2 separate regions of the Homo sapiens genome follow, and region 2 is linked to region 1. Evidence: chromatin loops called from intact Hi-C (ENCODE). Cell type or tissue: PC-9. All regions are shown on one strand. Each heading gives the region's core, and the rest is flanking DNA. Links, peaks and the distances in the headings are about the cores only.

Region 1 (8,326 bases), core at 157-8,156:
GCAACGAATGAACTTGTAAGCAGTGGTGATTATTTGATCTTGTGATGACAAGTATGCTCACAGCATGTGACTGAATTTAAAAAAAAAATAACAATCATCCTGCAGTCTTCTCCAAAACACTGCAGGAACTCTTGATCTTGTTTGTTTGTTTGTTTGTTTGTTTGTCTTTTTTGAGACACAGTCTGGCTCTGGCACCCAGGTTGGAGTACAGTCAAGCAATCGCAGCTCACTGCAACCTCCCACCTCAGCCTCCTGAGTAGCTGTGACCACAGGCATGCGCCACTATGCCCAGCAAATGTTTGTATTTTTTGTAGAGACAGGGTCTACTTGTTGCCCAGGCTGGTCTCGAACTCCTGAGCTCAAGCAATCCTCCCGCCTCAGCCTCTCAAAGTGCTGGGATCACAGGCATGAGCCACCATGCCTAGCCAGCGCTCATTTTTCAAACCGCAAGTCAGTACCTACTAGTAGGTCATGAAATTAAATTAGTGGATCTTGACCAGAATTTTTAAAACAATGGCATTTGACAGAACAAAAAACTTCAGAGCATATCTCAAAAGACAGGGGTAACCGAGAGTGTCAAGGTAAAATGCTTCATGCTGTGGGTCAGGGGAAAAGAGTCTGCAAGTCACTGATGGAAAAACTCTGCACACTGACATGAAAGGCATGTTCCAAGTGCCCGACTTAAATCAGATTATTTACTGACCTTAAACTAACATGCCCATAGAAATATTGTGCCAAAGTGAGAAAGCGGTATAAGATGATGGCACTGATGACAAAATATCATCATATTCCCCTGCCACAATGATGGAGGGGGTACCCAGAATTGCAGCACCAGGGTGGCCTTATAATTAATTACAATAATCTACCAGAGCCCTAAACCAAACTACCCCCAATGACTGCAATGGAAGGAATCTCCTTTGCACCCTAATGTGCCATCTCAGCCTTCTGTCACTGTCTCAGTTTGTGGACTTAATTCTTTTAAGAGTTGGAAATGTTTTAAAGGAAGCCAGATAAAACCTGGATTTCTGAGAGGGAACATAGGTACCACTGCCAAGTTCCATCTCAGAAACCAGTTTCCATCTGTAGCGAGCCCCAGGAGTAATGATCCCTTAGAGGCCACTCCCAGGGCCCCAAGAGGGGTCCTGACAGTAGCAACCCTGCTCTGACTGTAGAAAAAAAGGGTCCCTGGGCAAACACTGTACTAGTTAGAAATAATCTAAAAATGGGTTCTCAGGTCCTCACCAGTGGGCCAGAGAGGATGCGATGCCACTGGATAAACGTGGGAAATTTTCCTGAAACATCCATGGGGTGAGTTGGGTGGGGAGGATCATTCCTAACTGACAGCAAATAGTTTATGGCACATAAAGTAAAATGCACAACTGACAGAATGAAACAAGATGTTGAAGAATGGGCTCTGCCTACAGAAGATCCCTTCAGTCCAGCCCAAAGACTTAGTCCCAGAAGCTCTGGTACAGACAAGCTCTAGTCCCAAATGCAACACTAAATCCTAAAAAAGCTCCTGAGTCCAGCCTGAGACACGTCATTTTGCTGCCATCGAATTATGCATGAGCCATGAAAGGTGATGGTCATGGTATCTAGGTGACAAGACGATAACTCATTTGCCTGCTTGTTCAGAAGAGCGATGGAGTCTGAGAAAGTAAAATGTCAGAGTGGTGTATGCTTTGTTTGTTTGGGGGTTTAAGATACAAAGTCATCCGCAGTCTTTCTTTTTCTAACCTAATGCTATAGCAAACAGATGCTACAGCGCCTACTGTACCTGGTATCTTTCAGCAGAAGTTTTCTTTCCAAAACTTTATTTAAATAAAATTATAACAAGACCATCTTAAGCCTCGTCATCCTGGCCATTTCTCCTCAGTGCCAGGTGCTGCCCACACTGCCCACGCTGACCTCCAGAGTTCCCAGGTCTGGGCTCAAGAGACCTCCTCCTCCAGGGAGCACTCCTGGGTCAGCTGTCCGTCTTCTGTGTTTCCATGGTTCCCAGCTTCCTGTCCGCTCCCCACCAGAATGAGATGGCAGCAGGGACACAGTGTCCAATGCATAAAAGGCATTCAAATACTTGGGGAAATCCCTGACTCGTTCAGGGAAATCTTGTGGCTGGGACGTGAAAGGGGAAAGGGAGGGGCAGTATAGCAAAAAGTGCAGCCTGCATGACAAAATTAAAATCTGAATGTACATTTTAGCAAACTAAAGCAGAACAAAGATGAGTTTTATTGCATTTATTTCTACTACGTGATTTAACACATCACTTTTTGCACACATGGTGCTTTTTATTTCAACACTATTTAAAATGTATTAATCATCAGTCATCACAGGAGCCACTGAAAAGCTAATTTTATATGGAATTTTAACAACAAGATAAAAACATGTGCATAATGAACTATCAAGTCCCAGGCACAAACATGGTTTCACTTAGCCCTTATAAAAATTCTGGGAGGGGTTGTTATTCTCTCCATTTCACAGATGAGAAACTGGAGCACAGAGAGGTTGATTTATCTCTGCAAAAAAGCTCAGGGCCAATGTTGTGGGTCCAACAATCATTCTGGAAGACAAACGTTGTTCGTGTTACCTTCCAAGCTAAGAGAACGAGACTCTGAAGAAAAGGCCAAAAGACCAGAATAGGCCTGAGAAGGTCATATCTAAAAGTCATTCTGAAGGAAGCTGAGGAAAATTTGTGAGTTACTTTCAGGGAATAGAAAGAATGCTTTCTTCTCTTCCAGGTCTCCAGATGCCTTTTGTCATTTGATGCTCCCCCTGGCTCACCCAATACAAAAATCTTGGGAGCCTGGATAACTTCCAGGAGATGGCTGTGCCCTGCTGATTCAGTCCCACTGTGTCTGGGATGCCTGCTCCATCCTCTTTCCAGCACAGTCCCTGAAGAGGAAGCCTCAGTAGGGCACTTGGTCACCTCCAGCTACTGTTGCCAGAGCTGCCCCTGCTGGGAGAAGGCAGGCTCAGGTGCTGGGAGAAGCATCTCAAGTAACTCAACGGACTCACCAGCCCTCTCTGTGATCTGCTCTTCAGACCATGTCATTCTCCAAGGACCAAAGCCAAATTTCCTTCTTTCACCTGCAGAGAAAGATCCAGCTCCACTTTGCCTCTATTTCCTAACTACCCAATTACGCCTGCTTGGTTTTGCTGGACTTTGGCCCATTTATTCAGTCCTCTCAACACCAACCACTTTCCCGGTCTCATCTGGAAGACATTCCATTTGCAAATCTCTTGTGCAGTACTGTTTCTCCCCACCACACCATACCCCCTGCTCCCCACTAGTCCAGTATACCAAGAGTTCCTCTTCCCTGCAGACTCTCCCAAGATAAGGAAAAGGGAGCTCTGAGGGATTCACCTGCTCTAATAGATTACCTAAGGGCTGAAGAGTGGGTTTGCCTAAACTGCACTGCAATTATCTGGGGCTGGGACACTAATTCTTCCCCAGGTTAACACCACATACGTGGTGATCAAAATTATTGCAAAGCTTTTCCCTGATCTTCAATAAATGGGAGGCTTTAAATATTCCATGCCTGTATGTTATACACTCTTTTTCCTGCACAGGAGTGTGTTCTTCCTAAGCAATTCATTAAAAATTATATTCATTAAATACAGAGACTGCAATCACTTAGAATTGTATGCTACAGATGTCTTGCTTTTTTCTGGTATCTGAACCTGACATTTTTTAATAACCCAAAGACCTTAAAAGAATTAAAAATATATCTGCACTCAGCTATAAGACACTCTAGCTCTCCATGAAGTTTGTTTCACTTATATTCCTTTTTGGTTGTTTACTTACTTTTCATCAGACTTCTGAAACTCTGCATAGAAGGAAAACATAGGCTGGGCACGGTGGCTCACACATGTAACCCCTGCACTTTGGGAGGCCAAGACGGATGGATTACCTGAGGTCAGGAGTTTGAGACCAGCCTGCTCAACATGGTGAAACCCCATCTCTACTAAAAATAGAAAAAAAGTAGCCAGGCGTGGTGGCAGGCACCTGTAATCCCAGCTATTTGGGAGTCTGAGGCGGGAGAGTTGCTTGAACCTGGGAGGCGGAGATTGCAGTGAGCCGAGATCGCACCATTGCACTCCAGCCTGGGTGACAGAGCGAGACTCCATCTCAAAAAAAAAAAAAAAAAAGGAAAACATAAAAGAACACACAGCAGAGCTTTGGCAATCCTGGCACTAGATTGGACTCTGAAAATAAGTAATTTACTTACATCGTTTTTACTTTATTTACTCTGGAAAGTAAATAAGCACCTGAAAAACACAGAAATTTTACTCGCTGCAGATGAAGTTTTTATTGCTATTCTCTCTCACATACCTAAGGGCGGTGCCTTCTAAGAAGTGCATAAATGTTAATGTTCAGTTTTTGATATTTAAATTATGTCTGACAGCACTAAGAAACCCTTTGGAGATTTTCTAGTAATGCAGCTGTGCAAAACTGAGAACTTCTCACCCACCTACACAGGCACAGTCACACACACACAGGCGCGCACACACACAGAAACAGACATATATGTAGAAAATCAGAAACATCACCAGAGATACAAACACTCAGATACTCACATGGAAACAGATACACGCAGACCCAAATGCACACAGACACAAACAGATAGTAATCAATCTGTATATCCTCACAACTCATTCCCCAAAGCAGAACCGCCAAATGGCCTTACCTTCAAAGTGAAACTCCACCCTTCCACAGAAATGTCCTCTAATCAGTGCGTCACCCACCACTTCTGTGCCGGTGTCTGTGCAACCCTGCGATTGTCCTGGTACTCAGCATGAGACGCTCTCAGGTGCTGAAGGAATTTCAGCTTTTATAACCCACACAGGCTGGCCAAAATTGTATAACCGCACCACCTCATTAGAAATGCTATTTGTGTTACACAACAGCCACCACCCGGTTACAAACAGTTACTGCATGCCTCTATTATGGTTTCCTTAACATCAATCTGTAGCAGGTTTCTCCATGGCAGGCTGGATAGTCTATTGTAGAAACCAAGCAGCTGCTGAGAATACGTCTCAAACCTGCACTAAGAAGGAAAATTAAAACCTATCTTTGTAAACCCTTCAGTTCAGATGAATAAGTCCACCCATGCTGCTTCCAGCTCAGTGAAAAGGGAGATTAATTTTACTACCTGGTAAGTTTCCATTTCCCCAATCAGGGCCCAAAGACAATTGTTTTCAAAGCTCAAAAAATTTCAGATCTCAAGGTAGGAGTTCATCATTAAAAGGTAGGCAAAGCCAACAAGTAACTGTCACATTGGAGAGCTGACTGCTGGGGTCCAGTTCAACGTGGCATCCAGCAGGCAGGTCTCCACTGATTCCTACTGAACAGTGGAAGTACCCATGAAGACACAAAAGTGATGCATGCACACTGACAGTCTGACATCAGGACTAGGAAAGAAGTCACACCTGTGGCCAGACTTTGCCCTTCCCAGTCCTGACTCCAAGCCAGGGCCTACCAGGAACCTGGGCAGTGGGCACCCTCTGCCCTGTGGAATATGCAAATACCTGCCTCCATCTCCCTAACACCAGACTGCCCTTCCCAAATCCAGAAAGGGAACTCGAGGCTCAGATGACAAACAGCCAGGCAGAAGAGGCATCGACCATCAGCAAGGGACATCTTAGAAGATGGGAGTCCCTGAGATAAAGACAGAAAAAGAACCAGGACAATTCCTGGAGAAAAGCAGCTGTAAGTATTCCTCATTCACAGAAACTTTGAGGAGCTCAGCAGTGGGATAAGAGGATGACACCACCTGACCAGAAGTGACACCTTAGCAGAAACTGGGGAGAAGGTTGGGAGCCAGGTGCTTCAACTGCTCAGGGCAGGAGACCCACCACCACAAGCGCCCAGAACACAGGTCCGCACATGACACATCCAACCCATCAGGTCAACACGCCTAGGGGAGCCAAGAACGGTATTCAGGACATGCTGTGAAGACTCTAACATCAGAGAAGATTTGTTGCAGGAGCCAAAAGAAAATTTAAAACAAAAACAAAAACCCACAGTTGGAATAAAGGAAGAAAAACATTTTTTAAGTTGGTATTTTTTTAAAAGAGGAAACAAGATTGACAATTATATGGAGAAAATGGATCAAAAACAAGACGCTGAGGTGGGGAAGAACAGTAGGGAAATGAAGAACCAGCACTAACTCAGAAGTAAGCCAGAGAAATGGCATCACAAAAGACTGAAACGGAGGTGGGTGACAGACCTGAGAAACTCTGAGAGACAAGGAAAACTACAGAAAGGCTAAGGCTATTCCGAGACAGAGCTGGGCAGGAAAAAGCAAAGAACAAGGCCAAGCTGTGACTCATCAGTGCCTCTCAAGCAGACTTAGAAACAAAAGGGGCAATGAAGCCAGCTATGCTGTATGATTCCATTTACACAAAACATCCAGAGTAGGCAAATCCAGAGGCAGAAAGTTCATCGATGATTGCCTGGGGCTGGGGTGGGGATGGGAGTGACTATTCATGGGTTTTAGGATTCTCTGCAGGATGAAAAAAAGTGCTAAAATTGTATTGTGGTGATGGCTGTACAGCTTTGTGAATAACAGTATACTAAAAACCACTAAATTGTATATTTTAAGATGATGACTATCATGATGTGTAATACACCTCAATAAAACTTTTTCAAAAAGAACAAATGAGGTCGGGTGTGGTGGCTCACACCTGTAATCCTAGCACTTTGGGAGGCTGAGGCAGACGATCACCTAAGGTCAGGAGTTTGAGACCAGCCTGGCCAACACAGTGAAATCCCATCTCTACTAAACATACAAAAATTAGCTGGGTGTGATGGCACGTGCCTGTAATCCCAGCTACTTGTGAGGCTGAGGGCAGGAGAATCGCTTGAACCTGGGAGGCAGAGGTTGCAGTGAGCGAAGATTGCACCACCACACTCCAGCCTGGGCGACAGAGCAAGACTCTGACTCAAAAAAAAAAAAAAAAAAAAAAAAAGAACAAATGGAGCAGACTTCAATAACCTAATATAAAAGATGTAGACTAAAAAACTATTCTGAGATTAAGAAAAATCTGAGTAAAGGGACTAAAAGGGCATTCTAGGTTCATGCAAAATCATATACTTGGACACATCCTAGCAAAATAATTTAACCACAGGATGAAAGAATCGTAGACACATCCAGGGAGGAGAAAATGTTTGGTTTGCTTAAGTGTTAGCTTGAATTAAGCTTAGCACCTGGGTTGTCCACAGCAGTATTAAATGTCAGAAGACAATAACACAAACACAAACTGAGGGAAAGGTCTTAACAAGGAATTTTATACCCAGATAAGGTGCCCTTCATGTGTGAAAGCCAAACAAGATAGTTTTAGATGTGCATGAGCTCAAAAGAAAAGGAGGGAAAGAAAGCCTGAAGCTATATTCCAACCAGGTTGGAATATAGAAGTGGAATTCACAGAGGCCACTAACTAGTATACAAGACTGCTAAGCATGGATGCTAAAACCATCAAGATAGGGACAAAGCTAAATAATGAGTGTAAACCTGGTTATAAAACGCAATGCATAAGCCACATTGCTCTCTAAACATATGCTATATAAGAAATGTAATTAAATAGGCCAGGCGCAGTGGCTCACACCTGTAATCGCAGCACTTTGGGAGGCCAAGGCAGGTGGATCACGAGGTCAGGAGTTCAAGACCAGCCTGATCAACATGGTGAAACTCCATCTCTACTAAAAATACAAAAATTAGCCAGGCGTGGTGGCATGTACCTGTAATCCCAGCTACTCAGGAGGCTGAGGCAGGAGAATTGCTTGAACCCGGGAGGCGAAGGTTGCAGGGAGCCGAAATTGTGCCACTGCACTCCAACCTGGGTGATAGAACGAGACTCAAAAAAAAAGGCCTGGCGCGGTGACTCATGCCTGTAATCCCAGCACTTTGGGAGGCCGAGGCAGGCGGATCACAAGGTCAAGAAATCCAGACCACCCTGTCCAACATGGTGAAACCCCGTCTCTACTAAAAACACAAAAATTAGCTAGGCGTGGTGATGCGTGCCTGTATTCCCAGCTACTTAGGAGGCTGAGGCAGTACAATCACTTGAACCCGGGAGATGGAGACTGCAGTCAGCCAAGATAGCGCCACTGCACTCCAGCCTGGCAACACAGCAAGACTCCATCACAAAAATAATAATAATAAAATTAAATTAAATAAAAAAAGAAATGTAATTAAATAAAGCAGACAGAAAAGATTACATTAATAAAGACTGAAAACAGAGAGTAAGAAGATGCTAAAGCCCTTCTCCCAAACAGAAAGAATCATAGGCCTTAACTATGACAATTAGAGAAACGAGGTTTTTT
Region 2 (8,326 bases), core at 303-8,302, 50 kb before region 1:
TGACAGAAATACTGGGTACTCAGCAAGAGGCAGTCAAATGCACAATGCAGGATACAGAACCGAAACACAACAGGGGAACCACTTCGGAGCTGGAGAAGTCTGACACTGTGTCTTAGAAATCACGAAAGCTGGACACGAAAAACTTTTCCTTCTGCTGCCCTAAGCCTAAGGAAATGAGTGGTGAGCTTCTCCAAAGCAAAAACACAACCCAAAAAAGCCCACAGAGGCCATCTGCCATCCTTCCGGCAGTGCTGCTGGGAGTCAGGCCTGCACGCCCGGCTGCATCTGCCTTTCCTCTCCACCTTGCTCCCTGCTCACAGTCTCTCTACCCCAACTGCAGAAAATAAACACAGAAGTCTAAAAGAAATGATAATTCACAGCCTATGATGGATCTATCTAAGCAACTAGCAGAACTAAAAGTCTAAAATATGAGTTCACATTTTCATATGCAAAAACTCCCAAAAAGTATTTTAGGAAACATAATAATCTACAAAAACACAATAGATTCATTAAAATTAGGCGAAATATATCATTCCCAGGACACCTGAGGGAGAAGCCTTCTTTCATTTTCACAAAGGAAACGGGGCTCGAGGGGTCACTTGTCCAAGGTCATAATGCCACATGCTGTAAACATATCTCTATCCTCAGAAATGTAGGTTTGATACCCAAGGGGTTAGAATTCCATAAAAGTATCCCAAAATCTGACTTTCACTTGCAATGGCCATGCGTCCAGCTCTGGCAGTATTGATCTTGGTGAGCACCCCTAGAACAGATGCTGTCCTGAGTGAGATCTGGGTGTCCAAGTACCAGAGGGGGCCTCACCCTACTGAGGTCTGGCTGCCAACCTTGCTCTGCTGGATGGGAACAGCGCATATGCTCACGGAGGAGTTGGCCATTTGGGGATTTCTGCTCTTCCCTCACTAACCCCACAGGAAACCTGAGGCAAGGCTGTGAGAGGTGGTGCGGCTGACAAGGTAGCCTGGCCTCGTCTGGCCTAGCGCAAAGATGGGAACAGGAAGGGTGGAGGAGTCTGCATCCCAACAGGAAGGGATGGAGGGTGGAGAGACGTGGGGGGGATGAGAGAAGAGGAGACACACGAACATGGGGTGCAGCAAACGTGCCCCCCACGGTGACTGGCCAGTCAAGGGGGGAACCAGCGGCCTCTCTCGTTGCCTCAGTGCCCCTTCGCTGCCTCAGACACGCAGCCCCCTGCACAGCAGGCCCCCAAGTGTGCTAAGGACCCACACGGAAGAAGGTCTGCAGACAGGGTCTGAGGCCGTGCGGAGCAGGAGCCCCCACCGGAGCCCCAGCTCACTGCCCACCTGCTGGTCGGAGAGGAAGCAAGGGGTGCAGGCAACACACAGCACTGCAGGCTCAGATTCACAGCAAAAGCCCCCCTCAGCCTGGGAGGCCCAGACTGCCCACAAGGTGCTGGCAGGGGCGCTCCCCTCCCCCATCCCAAAGGCTCTCTCTAAGCCGCTCCACTGGAAAGATTCTTTAATCAGGACACATGAAGCACATTCCATTCCGTGCTGCTTCTCTTTCCAGCTAAGGATTCAAAGCAGGAAGGGACCCCCAGGACGAGAAAGAGTGAGACTGGGGAATGAGTTCAGTCCTAGCACAGTCACCTTCCTATCCCACACCCCTGAGGCTTGCCTAGGCCCCCATCACCTTTCTCATGGATGTCACTGATCCCCTGGGATGGTCCTCACCCCCTATACTAAGTAACCAAGTAACGTCCTTCAAGGCACAGCCCCGGGGGCGAGTCCCCTGCTAACAAAGCCATTGAATGCTCCCTGTGCCTGTTGATAAGTCCCAAGCTCTGGCCTCTGTGTGCCTGGGCAGGGGGATCATGCCAGGCTGTGACTTCCTGCCTTTGCTCCTGCCCCTGCTGGGATGGAAGCTGCTCCCTCAGCCCTCCTGGGCAGAGCCCTTGGAGCCTGCAGGGCCTGTCTCAAACACCACCTCCTCCAGGGCTCCCACCAAGTCCCCTGGAGGATGCACTGTGTCTCCCTGATGGCGCTGCCCTTCGTGCTGCAAGCCATGTGCTTCGATGTCACCATTGCGCCCCACAATGGCCAGGCCCCGCACCTGCCACATAGACCAGTCACTGAATATCTGCAGGGCTGAGCCAGTACTCTTTCTCTTTGCCCAGGTTAAGAGAACGGGCACCACCCACACCCCGACAACCATAGAAAACCCCTATCACAAGCCCAACACCCCACCAAAGTCCCCAGCACACCTGCACCTGCCCAGCAGCACACAGTTGCTGACGTGATTAGAGTCAGCACCACCTGATTTATGACTAAGCAAATGGCCACACTGTGGGGAGGATGGAAGCAGGGGTGGGGCTGCCATTCCTTGCACAGCCAAAGGTCATGGGGGACTCACTCTGACTCCTCACAAACACAGCAAGAAAGGCTGCTTTCACCCAGCCTTGTGGGCATGGGGCGCACAGACACGCACCCTCCTCCAGGCCACAGCTCTGCATTTTGGGTCCCTGAGCCATCCCAGTAGGGTGTCAAATCCCTCTCCTGTTCTTACTCCGCTCAAACTGCTTCCCAGGCCAGCAGGGAGGTGAACCACGCTGACCCAGGTAGTTCTGTTTAGGTCTTGTGCCCCAACAGTGGGCAAGATGATGCCCTCTGTGACCAAAAGTATTTACCCCAAGTTCCCCCAGGCCCTCCCTTCTGTGTCCCATTAGCAACTTTGCCCATCAGGCTCAGCTGCTGGCCAGGCCTGGCCTCCTTGGCATGAGCTGGGGCAGAGCTGCACACGGTACACACTTCACTGCAATAAACACAGCTTTCATCCCCTATTCAGGTCAACCAATAATGCTCAGCTAGAGACACTGACCAAATTCACAGAGGGATTATGCCTACAAATCCACGGATAAGTCAGCGGTTTAGAAAAAGAACATCTCCCCAGAGAACCAGTGCTCCATGGGCAAGGTAAGGATCCTGAGTGAGCCAAAAAAAGCTCTGCCGTGCACTCTGGACTTGAAGCACAGAGCCCTGAACACTGTACCCAAAGAATGAAAGAGGGTGCTAGTCAGGTTGAGCCCTTCTTGGAAGGCCCAGACCACATCTCCTTCCCCTAGTCGGTCAGTGATATCCCTGCCCTGCCCCCTGGGGGGTTTGAGGAGACCCTCCTCCCTTCAGCCCAGCTTGGTGGTTGTGGGCAGACTAGCAAGGGCTGGGATCTGGGAACCATCAGAGCTTGCCAGCCCCAAAGCCTTTAGTCCACATAGCTTCTTTCCATCAGCAGACCTGCAGCCTACCCTCCCAGGGTGTGGCCTATCCTGGCAACCAGAACACCTGCACATGGCTCACCGCCCTCCAAGGCTCCCCTATCCCCGTGCCGCGTTAGGGCAACCCTGAGGTCCCGAAGGATTCTGACTCATCAGAATGCAGTCCCTGACTTCAGCTCACACCCACCTCCCACCGCAGGGAGGGCCAGGCCTTACTCAGCCTGTCTCTGACAGAGCAAGAGACAGCTGGCCGTGAACTTAGGACAGTCCTGCCAGAGCAGGCTCCACTTCCTGAGCAGTGCCCTGGGGTAAAGCAAGAGGCTGCACTGCGAAGAGGGGAGAGGAGCAGGAAAGGAGAGGAAAAGACAAGCTTGCAGGAGGAGGTAGGAAGGTAGATAAGGATGTTTCTCTTCCTTCCTGTGCCAGCTCCACGTCCATTTAAGCTGGTGGCTGGAAATGCAGAAGTGAACAAGCCAAAGCCCTGGCATCAAGGAGGAAGCACCGTGGGAAAAAGACATAGAAACAAAAAGGACAAACTGGAATAAAGGCCACACTGGAAGGATGAAAACAAGGTGGGAATTCAGAGAACAATGAAGGGCTCCACAGAGTCGGGAGGGCAGGACAAGCTGGGCCTGGAGGATGAGCTGTTGTGTGCCAGGCGGGTTGAGGGAAGACACACAAGAAGGTAGACAGCGGGCCCTTGGGAGTGAGGCCAGGGAAGGCAGGAGACAGGGCTCAGAGGCATGGCTGGAGATGGAAGTGGGGCAGAGAGCAAGGGCAAGCCTAAATGCTGGGTGCAGCCTGGTGTGTAAAAAGGGAGGAGAGCTGCAGTGTGGCTCACCCTGAGGAGGGTGTGGAAGTAGAAAGATGGCACTGGGTGTGGGGCACAAAGTGAGTCCAAGAGCAGTGCCCTGGAGGCAGGGAAGCCAACGGGGAGCCTGGTGGGACACTCTGGTCTGAACGTAAGGAATAGGGGCACAGAGGGGTGCTGGGGAGCGAGCATGACTTGCCAAGGGGGCAGGGGAAGGAGAGTGAGGCTGAGTTTCCAGCTTGGACAACTGGGTAGGGGAAGGTGGCGGTGGTGCCATTCACCAAGAGAGGAAATGACTGGGAGGAACACTGAGGGGTGGGGACCAACGGCCACTAGGACATTCCCGTGCCTCCATTCTGTCCTTGCCAACAGCCCTAGGCAAACGGCGCAGCTCAATGCCTTCTGCGCTCAATGCCTTCTGGGGGCTTTGGCATCCCCCATTAGTACCCCAATCTCACCTGCATCCAAACGTTGTCTGTAGCAAAGTAGTGATTCCCACACAGAAGAAAATGGTCCCAATGAGCTGGCTGGTGGCCCACTGGTCGTACCCCACACACATGGCATCGGCCAACAGGAAGGGCACTGCGATCGTGCCGCTGAAGCATGTCAGGTAGTGCTGTGGGCAGGAAAAGGGTCAGAGGAGAAACAGTAAACCCTTCCTCATTTATTCTTGATTTCATCCTAATTCTTCTCTCTTATTGTCGTTAAAAAATAGCCCACATAAAGAATCTCCTTGGTTTTTCGACCAAGCCATACTTTTTTCCTTCTTTTTCAGTATTTCTCCTTTGTTGTTAAGACAGTTTCACTCCCATTGCCCTCGACGGAGTGCAATGGTGCGATCTTGGCTCACTGTGACCTCCACCTCCCAGGCTCAAGCAATTCTCCTGCTTCAACCTCCCAAATAGCTGGGATTACAGGGGCGCACCACCACGCCCAGCTTATTTTTGTATTTTTTGTAGCGATGGGTTTTCACCGTGTTGGCAAAGCTGGTGTCAAACACCTGGGCTCAAGCGATCCGCCTGCCTCTCCCTCTCCAAAGTGCTGGGATTACAGGCGTGAGCCACCACGCCCAGCTGCATTTCTCCTTTTCATTACATTTTATTGTCTTACTATTCACTGTCATTATTACTTATTACTTGGATGAATCCATGCCTCACAAAGGAAACAGTCAATATCAGCACTGGTGATATTTTACTTATGTAATTCTTATTAGAAATATTTGGGTTTCTTCCCCAAAATGCTTTTCTGGCATAAATTGCTAAAACCATAAGGCCTTTCTCCTCTAATCTGTTATCATGAATTGTGATGTGCTGAACTATTCTTGCATGCTTGAAACAAACCCTAGTTAGTCATACTGTATTTTTCTTCTGGGATTTGATTTGCTAATATTTTATACAGAATTTTGCATCTACATTTCTAGGTTAATTAGTCTATTTCTTTAAAAAAGTTCTTTCATGTCTGGGGATTAAAGTTACATAAGCTTCATAAGTTACATACGCATGGAGTGTTTTCTGTCTTTTTCTGTGAGCTGGCATTGTTTTCGAAAACAAAGAATTCGTCTGTTCCAGTCAGGGCAGGGTTAAGGGCGTACAGTAGCCATGGGAATCTTCCAGAAAGAACCCCATCCCACTTTCCTTTGGGAGTCCCCCCAACCCCCCGCCACACCTGTAGCCCTGGTAGGATAGTCCCAGCACTCACGACTCACTTCCCTCCCTTCCCCTGTTGACCAGTTCTTATTTCTGTTCTGCAAACTTCCTACTTTTCTTCCAGCAGCTTCCCATTCCTGCCCACGTTAGCCAAACATGCCACATGCAGCCCATGAAGCCCGACTGTAAAGGAGTTTCCTGGGGTGAAATACTCCTGTTCAGGATGTCTCAGGGCTGCTCACAACTTTATGTACTCTGAATCGTCAGGAAGGGCATGATGCAGGCAGGGTTTCCCACTCCTATCTGACCAGGGAAGACTGCTGGGAACATTTATAAGATAAACATTCCAAAAAGTGTCCTTCCTGAATCTGGTTCAGAATGCTCAGCCCAAGGTAGACTAGTTGCCGAGGCCACTCAGCTCCTTTTGCTCTGACTCCTCCCCTACTCAACAGACACCTGCCAGTCGGGGTTACCATGGGCTGTGATACCTGAAACGGGGTGAGGGAAGGGCGGGGCAACTGGAAACTCAACCAAAGTACCCAGCTGTTGGCAGCCCCACCCCAGGGTGAATCAACCTCTCTGGACAATGAGATGGATTTTCTCGGCACCTGAGATACCTTAGGTTGAACTGACCACACAAACTTGAGAAGGGAAAAATGCTAAGTCCGACCTCAGAACAGAGTCCAAGTTAAAACCAAAGCATATTCAGTCCAGGAGTGTGCATTTAAGAAAAGACCCTCCCCACGTTGTCCCCTTTCTCCAAAACGTCCCGCGTTCATCCTATGAAAGGGAAAAGGGTGCTGAAGACAGAGGAGGGAAGTATCAAAGACGCCGGAGGCCTCCATCAGCTATGTCACCACCCACCTTGTCCCTGAGCCCGGCTGCCCTCCCCTCCCACTGGAAGCTGCAGCAGACAAAGCTGCTGCTACCATGGCAAGTTTCCCTTCCTTTAAAAAATAAGACTGAAAACCTACCATTTAGGTCCTGGCCAACATGGCACTTTTCCGGGTAGCTCCTGTTTCATGGCAGAGGTTACCATGATTGTGGGTGGGTTAACTAGGCCAGGAATGGGAGATGAAAATTAATTTCTCTTTTCTCTATTCTTCAACTTTTCTCCTTTCTCTATTCTTCCTTCTTTCTATAACTCTATTTCCTTTCCCTTCCTTTATGTCACTGCTCTTGCTTGTGCCCTGAACATCTTCTTTCTTTTCCCTGGTAATCCATTCTACCTGTTCTTTTCTTCCTCCTGCTGTGATGTCAACAATTCCCATTCATCATTTGTTTTTTGAGACAGGGTCTCACTATGTCAACCAGGCTGAAGTGGAGTGGTGTGATCACAGCTCACTGCAACCTCAACCTCAAGCGATCCTCCTGCCTCAGCCTCTTGAGTAGCTGGGACTGTGGGCACACACCACCACACATGGCTAATTTTTGTATTTTTTGTAGAGATGGACTTTTGCCATGTTACCCAGGCTGGTCTTGAGCTCCTAGGCTCCAGTGATCTGCCCACCTCAGCCTCCAAAACTGCTAGGATTACAGGCATCAGCCACTGTGCTCAGCCCCTACTCATCACTCTTAAAAGAGGAATTTATAAAAGTCTTCAATAAACAAAAACCAAAGTGGAATTTTTAAACAATTCCAGATGGTAGACAATGCAAACACCTGCTGGTAGTTACACATCCTACAGGAACCATCTTACCTGTAGCCCCAGAAATATACACAGGTACCAGGGAGGAACATCTTCTATGGTATAAATCATGTCTGATCGCTGGGGGTCCAGACTGCCAGTGCTATCCAGGGTCTCAGCGAGAGAGCTCTGCGAGCCAGAAGGAGAAAAGAAGGTGCTCATTAAACGTGAAGACCAGTGTTAGCTCGGCCATGTACAGGCCACTATTACAGAAAAACAACTTTATCAAGTGGTTGCCATCTTCCTGCAGTTTTGAGCCTTGGCTATCTTTGAAGCCAAGTATTCTCTTTGGCTCAAGTACAGTCGCCCACCGGGATGGTCAATCCTCAGAATTTGGGGGGTCAGCGTCCTTGGGCAACATCTCATCCCTGAGAACACCAAACTTGCTCAGAGCTTCTCCCCAGGCCTGGGGATCCTCCTGCATGGACAGAGATGTTCCCAGGTTGAGACCACAAAATGATACCTTGGCACGAGCAGTCCTTGCGTGAGACCCCAGATGAAAAAAATCTTAGAAAATTTTAACCACTTTCAAAGAGACAGCACACTGATCTGCCCCTCCCAGCCCACTTCATCCCTGCAAGTAAAAAGGATCTTTGTACTTTAAAATTCTACACCCTCCTATCCAAACACTATTGCTCAGATAACGTTAGGTGAAAAGAGTAATTCTAAAGTATATAAACACGGTGATTTGAATTCTGTTTAAAAAACAAAACATTAAAAATGTATTCATAGTTTAGGTGACAGGTTTTTTCTTCTTTTTCTCCTAACACTAGTAAAAAAAATATTTTAAAACATTAAGTGTGGCATGGTTTTTTAAGCAAAAATCATCATAAAGACCAGTCACTTTAGGTTAGAGTCCAGCCTCTTCCAATCACCCCCAGCATCAGTTCTGAACTCATGCAGTATCTGAGCCAAACAGAAAACTCAAGGTA

What was found. Peaks named below come from ENCODE experiments on the same cell type or tissue, not always from the same donor. Only the 100,000 strongest peaks of a DNase experiment are listed, where the experiment ranks them.
Region 2: it touches region 1 in a loop (4-fold over the local background); 5 of 110 quality-filtered maps call a loop at or near these places.

Annotation. Positions count from the first base shown.
Region 1 is chr20:4,945,157-4,953,482 of GRCh38, forward strand. All of the region lies in intron 2 of SLC23A2 (solute carrier family 23 member 2), which reads right to left. Among named protein-coding and RNA genes, the nearest start is that of SLC23A2, 52 kb to the right of the region's middle. RefSeq lists a silencer at 4,396-4,445. In PC-9, for the core only: a CTCF peak has its summit at 4,906; a DNase peak (open chromatin) is centred at 6,385; H3K27ac peaks cover 1,169 bases.
Region 2 is chr20:4,895,036-4,903,361 of GRCh38, forward strand. SLC23A2 (solute carrier family 23 member 2) reads right to left here. Exons shown (of 17, transcript NM_005116.6): 5 at 7,407-7,523; 6 at 4,520-4,677. Among named protein-coding and RNA genes, the nearest start is that of RASSF2, 76 kb to the left of the region's middle. RefSeq lists an enhancer at 1,734-2,255. In PC-9, for the core only: no CTCF peak of the experiment used is centred there; DNase peaks (open chromatin) are centred at 2,316 and 3,416; H3K27ac peaks cover 3,866 bases.